2 separate regions of the Homo sapiens genome follow, and region 1 is linked to region 2. The links are chromatin contacts, found by Hi-C or POLR2A ChIA-PET in ENCODE. All regions are on one chromosome and are shown on one strand. The core of a region is the stretch at or near the end of the contact, and the rest is flanking DNA. Distances in the headings are between cores, read along the strand shown.

Region 1 (3,593 bases), core at 303-2,802, 250 kb before region 2:
CTGCTTGTGTGAGCTGGGCTGTGTGTGTGAGCTGGGCTGTGTGTGTGACGGGCTGCTTGCATGAGCTGGGCTGTGTAACTGGGGCAGTGTGTGTGAGCTGGGCTTCGTGTGTGAGCTGGGGCCTCGTGTTTGACTGGGGTGTGTGTGTGAGAGCTGGGGCTGCGTGTGTGAGCTGGGCTTCGTGTGTGAGCTGGGGCCTCATGTGTGACGGGTACGTGTGTGAGCTGGGTTGTGTGTGTGACTGGGGTGCGTGTGTGAGGTAGGCTGTGTGACTGGGGTGCATGTGTGAGCTGGGGCGCGTGTAAGCGGGGCTGCGGGTGTGAGGGGCTGCGTGAGCGCGGGGCGCTTTCCTGTGAGGCGTAAGGCATGGAGTGCGTGGGAAGGCCTCGGCGTGTGGGCGGGTCCGGGTGTGTCTGGGTGGCGTGACGCAGGGACGTAGGTGTGCGAAGTGTCGCGGAGGCGTGCGTGTGTGCCGCGTGGGAGCCCGGCGTGGTGGGGCGCCTGCGTTTGCGTTTGACGGCTGGGGGGTGAGCCCGCCGCCCGATGAGTCAGCCTCGGGAGGCTCCAGGACCGCTGAGCTAACGGCCCAGAATGCAGCCCCGCCCCAGAGCCGTGGGTCCCCGGCAGGGCTGTGCGGTCGCCCGGCCAAGTCCCCACTCGAGCCTGCCTCGGCGGAAGCGCTAGCGGGCGACTCGGCCACCCTGCGCCGGCGCCCCTACCCAGCCGCCCGCCCGCACTTCCCTATCCCGGGGGAGCCCGGATGACTTGGGTCAGCCTCCGCTCGGGGAACTCCGCTAGGGATTCCAATAGGGACCGCGCGGGCGTGGCAAGGCGCCCCAGGCGGCCTCCCCGGCCCCCGAGGACGTGGGGCCTTGGGGAGTGCCTGGGAGGCCCCAGGCGGGCTTCCCATCTCCTGGACACCCCCAGGCAGCCCTCCTAGACGCTCAAGACTCTGAGCCGGACTCCGAATCCCTTCCTGGTCCATCAAGGCGGCCGGCCTGGGGACAGGCGGGGAGACGTCACAGGAGATACCCCCGCCCCAAGGTCCTGCTGTGGGCGGAGAGGGGGAGGTGTGGGGCGCTGGAGGACGAAAACCCGCGCGCGCGCTCGCCGCCCGATACCCCGCGAGTGTCCGCCCGGCCGCCTGGGTGCCGGCGGGAGAGTCTGGATAGGGCCAGGATCAGAGTTTCTCCAAGGGGGGGAGAGCGTCACGGCCCCCTCTGGCGGTGGCGTTGGCAGCGGCCGAGGAAGGCAAAAGCAAGAGGCTCACAGGAAAACTCCCCATAACGCTCCTTTCGCCCCCACGCACTCACCTGGGGTGCCCTCTCTCCCCCACGGGTTTCTGCCGAGCTCCCTAGCCTAGAGCTGATCTCAGGGCTCTCGCCAGGCCCCGGGGACTTCCCCTTATCCAGTCCTAGCACCGCAGCGAATGGGACCCGCAAGTGTAGTGGGACGGGGCGCTCTTACCTAGAGGTGGGGGGGGGGCAGGGAGACACTGGTCCCTTAGCCTGGCTCGGCTCGGTCGCGGTGGCCTCAGGCTTAGGAGGACACCGTTGCTTTTCCCCGGGAGCTCGCTAAGTAGGAGGAGAGCGAGCCTGTCCCGCCCCCCTCCCGCCAGTCCCCGCCCCCGTCCCCCGTCCCGTCCGCCTGGCCAGCCAAAGAAGACGCCCTTGTGGGGCTGGAGCCCAAGGTCCCCCCACCCACCCTTTCCCACAGCAGCACCTCCCCCAGCCTGCACAGCGCCCGCTTTGTTCATCTTTGCAGCTGGGCTCTCCACCATCACCACCACCACCACCACCACCACCACCACCACCACCACCACCACCACCACCACCACACATCCCCCTCTCCTCCCACCCTGCCCTCCCGACTCTCCTAGACCACCCTCCACTCCCAGGCTTTAACACGCTTTTGAGAGGGTGTTTTTGACAATCCGTTCTCCCTCCCCCAAACTCTCCCCTCTTTCTTTTTGCCTTAGATGCCTGAAACCTCCACGGGCTCCCACTGAACCTCCCAAATCGAAGCCCCTACAACATGCTCTCAACATCTCCAGAACATCTACTGAGGGTACCCAGGTCTTCTCCCTGTCACCTCCTCCCCTCGCCCTATTCCAAGCCCCACCATGAAGAGCTGTAAATGACATTGATAGCCACGCACATCAGGCTTCACAGACTTTCTTAAGGATAGGCACAAGAAGACTCGTTAAAGTGTCATGCAAACTCCAAAGCACAGGAAAACCGAATGGAATTATCATCTTGCCCCCATGGAGCTCCACACCCCTCCACCCCGACAGACTTGCTGGATTACAGATTGGGAGATGGAGGCAGGCTATAGACATACAATTGAGCACACCAACCTGTAGTAGGAGTGGGAGTTAATAAGGAAGAGAAGGAGGCACTAAACACCTAAAAGCAGCCCCCAAATTGAGCTAGGTTGAAGTCATTCTCCATCTCAACCTCCACTCCGAAATCCAACGCTGACAGTGGATCCTTACCTTGCAAAGCCAGCTCTTGGTCCAGGAGACTGGCTGGGGAGGCCCTAGGGAGCTGAACTCAGCTGGACTGGACTTCTTTGACCTGCACTAGAGGGACCCTGGAGACTCTTCTTCACTGAAGGAAGGAGCAGAAAGCCTGTAAGTCTGGTCTAAATTCCAGCTGGGGTGGATAGCAAAAAATAATTTATCCTCTTTGAGATGGACAAGTGCTGTTCTAATTCAATGAGTTTAGTTTGTGCCGTCTCTCCCTAACCCAGGAACAGCAGGAGGCTGAACTACAGGAATCTCTGGTCACTCATTGACAGGGCTGGCCTTAGCAGGGGACCCCCCACGGCTGGAGACTGAAGCTGACCGGGGCCAAGCAGCAGACAAGGAGGGGGAGGGGAGAGGCCGCCCTTTGCTGCCACCTGCTATAGCTAATGGAGGTGGAACACTCAAGATCCAGAATATGCTGTGGGTACCAGGAAGTCCTAGGATTTGAGGAGCGAGACTCTAGTTTTTCCTCTCTTCATACTGTTTGAAGTCATGAAAGTAATTCTGATGAACCTTCATGAGGCAGATCACAACAGTAATATTCAGGCTATTTGGGTATGTAAAAAAAGGAAGAAGGAAAAAACCCAAACTGTTGTATCCCATGTGCCAAGACCCAGCACTGAGGGGAGGGGTCCAGATTGCAGTACCTCAGAGGCTTTTCACTTCATTCTGTTTCACGGCCCCCAGCTCCTCTTTACTGTACTGGGCAGGAGGAATTTCAGGGAATAATCAAGCCTGCCATGGAGGCAGTGGATGCTGAGGCAGAGGGTCGAAACAGCACCCAACTTCTCTCACTGACCTCCCAACACAGGGACCAGCTGACCCTATGATAAAGGCGCTGTGCAATGTGTCCTCTCCCCTGCTGTGTCAGGCCTCTATGTTCCCACAGTTAGAGCACTCAGGGGACTAAAGACCTACCGCCCCCACTCTCCATCTCCGCCCTGCTCCACATCTGGAGCCCATCAAAAAACTCAGCGCTCTCTCACAGTTACGCAAGAGGTCGAGCAGCTGGGAGCTCAGGAAAGGGGGAGGAAGAGAGGGAAAGAAAGCAGAAAACAGCTTTCCA
Region 2 (3,606 bases), core at 784-3,283:
ACAAAAAGGTTCTCACCTATCTTTCACTAAGCTCATCTTTTTCACACGTATGTCAAATCTGTGCACAAACTTTTTTTCATTAAAAAAGGGCTAAAACTGTGTAGTCACTTATAGAAAAATTTTACAGGAAAAAGGAGGACTGATCACTTGATGAGAACCTTTGTGGAGATGCCAGTTTAGATTTGTTCAATGGACTTACCAAAGTAAGAGTACCCAGATAATCACCCACTCTAAAGGTCCGATAAAATGAAACCTAAATATTTTGTTTAATATTCAATAATGTCATTCGGGATTTATAATCTCCTATTTTCAGCGCCGGGCGCAGTAGGTCATGCCTGTAATCCCAGCACTTTGGGAGGCCAAGGCAGACAGATCACTTGAAGTCAGGAGTTTGAGACCAGCCTGGCCAATGTGGTGAAACCCCGTCTCCACTAAAAGCGATTACAGGCGCATACCACCACACCTTAGCCAGGCTGTAATCCCACTACTTGGGAGGCTGAGGCAGGAGAATCACTTTTAAACTGGGAGATGGAGGTTGCCGTGAGCTGAGATCGTGCCACTGCACTCCAGAGCAGAGCCTGGGTGACAGAGCCAGACTCTGTCTCAAAAAAAAAAAAAAAAAAATACACACACACACACACACACATATATACATACATATATGTATGTATTTTTTTTCCTATTTTCAACTGCCATACAGAGATACAACACTATCCTGTTGTCAGACACTTTGGGATGGTACAGCTACCAACCTTAGAAGCTTTTGGATTTGATTCTTTTAAAATATATCCTCCTTGAAAACAAGTTTCACTCTGATACACTTGCTGCAAAGATCTATATCTATAATAGCTGTCCTACAAAATTCTGTCACTTCCTCCTAATACAAGCTTTTGTTTATGAATAGTACCACTAATCCTTTAAGACCACTGTCAGCTCTCATGAACACACAAGTGTGTTAACATCAGACTTGGTATTGTTTTTCAACAGAAATATCTGGAACACTTTGTAAAACTGGGATCGTCAAAATCAAGCTCTATCAAATCATACTCCCATAAGGTCTGTGTCCTGGCAAATAATACATATATCAATATAAAATAGAAATTAAAATATCAATTTAAAATAGAAATTAAGAAACAATTTTCGTTGTCGTATGTTTCACCTAACACTATCAGGCCATGCTAATGTGGCAACAAATTCCATCAACACATCTATCTGCAGCCTAGAAGGATCTCAAGTCAAAAAGCAGACAGCAGTCCTTCTTGGATCCCATTTTATCGCAGGTGGGCTTCCACGTGAGACCAAAACAGTAAATGACAGCGAGACTAAACACATGCTTGCTGTCAGGGCATAAAACTGATCCTAAAAGGAAGGCTCATCAAATATAAGGTCATGAGGCATGGTCACTCAATTTTAGAAGTGTCTTCTAAACCCAAGGAAACATGAAGCAGAGTGCCCCAAGAGTTATCTGTGGTGAACTCATCACCTGCCTTAAGAATTATCAACACCCTGACGTATGCATTGAACTGGTTTGCTTACGACTCACGATTAATCTTATCTTCTTGGCATCTGCCTATTTGTTATCTACTCTTTATATTTTATCCTTCCATGCTCCATAAGGGATTCGCGGGAAGGAGGGAGATCCACCCGCCCGGGGCACGTTCTAGAGAAAGTTAAGTCAAAAGATAATGCAATGATAGCGCTCCGGCCTCTTCCAGGAGGGGCTTGGCAAAGATGGGGACAGAAATGTACAAAGAGACATCAGAAGCTGGGGCACTGTAAGGGGTTCCAAATCAGACAGGGTCGAAGTTCAAGAAGGAGAAGGTCCCTGGTTAGCAAAGCATAGGAGAAGGAATTTGGAGAAGATAAGAGTGAACAGGCTTGAAGTGGCATTGGACCAGCAGAAAATATCACAACGCAAAGTCAACGACCCCGTCCCCTGAAGCTATTGCCTGTCTTACCAGAGCCTGAAGTGCCAGCAGCGACGACACGACAGAATCTCAGCGGCCGAAGGGTTCCCACTTCCGACTCAGCACAGCAACCGGAAGTTACGTCATCAACAAGCGCCGGGGCATGTGGAAGTTCATCTCCGCGCCGGAAGCACGGTGTGCAGGCTCACCGGGGGGAACGGCGCGCAAATAGTCCTACAGCGCATGCGCTAGCTTGTTAGGGGCGGGCTGGAGGCGGGCAGGAAGTGGCAAGAAGTGGCCTTGGCATCGGATTGTGGGGGCTGGAGTTGGCCCACCTGGCAGTGCGCTTTGGAGTATAGAATATGAGGCTGGGTTTTGGAAATCAGCGTACCGAGGGCAGATAAAACTCTGTGATCCCTGGCTCTGCTCGCAACCTCTGTTGGGGGTCTGCTCTCTTATTTTCCCACCAGTCCTAGACCTTTTTGAAGCAGCTTCTGTTACTCTCTATTATTCAAAGGGATAACACTAACAGCAATAACAACTACAAGTTTGTTATTGTTGTGCTGTCTTTGGAGCAATCTTTGGAGTGTGCTATCTTTGATTGGATTTCAGTTTTCTTATCTGTAAAGTGGAGACAGTATACATCCTACAAGGTTGTTTTGAGATACACATAGATGGCCAGGCACAGTGGCTCACGCCTTGTAGTCCCAGCACTTTGGGAGGCTGAGACGGGCGGGTCACGAGGGCAAGAGATCGGGATACACATAAATAATAGAAGCAGCATAATTTTCAAGAGTTAAAAGCGCTGTGCAAGTGAAAATTCACAGATTGAGAGAAAATAGTTGCAACTCATATATCTGATAAAGGATTCATCTCTAGAATATGTAAAGAACTACAAGAACGAAAAACCCCCAAACAGTTCAGTTCAAAAAAGGGCAAAGGACTTGAATAGACATTTCTCCAAAGAAGATACATTCCAAGAGAATGACTATCCACTTGGTATCTGTGGGGGATTTGTTTCAGGACCCCCTTGGGTACCAAAATCCAAGGATGCTCAAGTTCCTTACATAAAATGATGCAGTATTTGCATATAACCTATGCACATCCTCCTGTGTCATCCTAGAGATGACTAAGTCATCTCTAGATCACTTATAATACCTAATACAACATAAATCTAAATAGTGTTGTATTGTTTAGGGAATAATGACAAAAAGTCTGTACATGTTCAATACAGATGAAATTTGTTTTGGAATATTTCCAATTCATGGTTGGTTGAAGCCACAGATGCAGAGCCCACAGATATGGAAGGCCAACTGTACAAATGGTGGATAAGCATATGAAAGAGTGCTCAACACCACTAGTCTTTAGGGAAATGAAAAAAAAAATCATGAGATACCACTTAATACCTACTAGGATGGCTACTATAAAAAAAAAGGAAAGTAATTGTTGGCAGATGTGGAGAAATTGAAACCGTATGCGTTGCTGATGGCAATGTTAAATAGTCCAGACTTTTTGGAAAAACAGTTTGATGATTCCTCAAAAAGTTAAACATAGTATAACCACATGATCAAGCAATTCCGCTTTGATATAGATGTTCAAAATAACTGAAAGCAGGAACTCAGATACTTGTATACATATATTTACAGTAGCACTATTCATAATAACCAAAAGGTAGAAATAACCCAGAATGTTCATTAAC

Evidence for each region. A loop is a pair of places that touch in the nucleus more often than their neighbours do. ChIA-PET counts read pairs that join two places held with the same protein, here RNA polymerase II (POLR2A). Pooled maps may share reads with other maps.
Region 1: a pooled map shows a loop between it and region 2 (3-fold over the local background). The contact joins the promoter of PHLDB1 here to the promoter of UBE4A in region 2. A Hi-C loop is called at or near these places in 3 of 50 pooled maps. POLR2A ChIA-PET finds 5 or more read pairs at or near these places in 7 of 52 experiments (GM10248, GM12878, OCI-LY7 and 4 more).

What each region holds. Positions count from the first base shown.
Region 1 is chr11:118,605,574-118,609,166 of GRCh38, reverse strand. PHLDB1 (pleckstrin homology like domain family B member 1) reads right to left here and starts at 1,552. Exons shown (of 23, transcript NM_001144758.3): 1 at 1,468-1,552. It overlaps LOC124902765 (a long non-coding RNA gene), which reads left to right and starts at 656. Exons shown (of 2, transcript XR_007062908.1): 1 at 656-1,044; 2 at 1,979-3,593. RefSeq lists enhancers at 1-381, 419-713 and silencers at 841-910, 971-1,060.
Region 2 is chr11:118,358,027-118,361,632 of GRCh38, reverse strand. It overlaps UBE4A (ubiquitination factor E4A), which reads right to left and starts at 2,033. Exons shown (of 20, transcript NM_001204077.2): 1 at 1,959-2,033. RefSeq lists an enhancer at 2,027-2,096.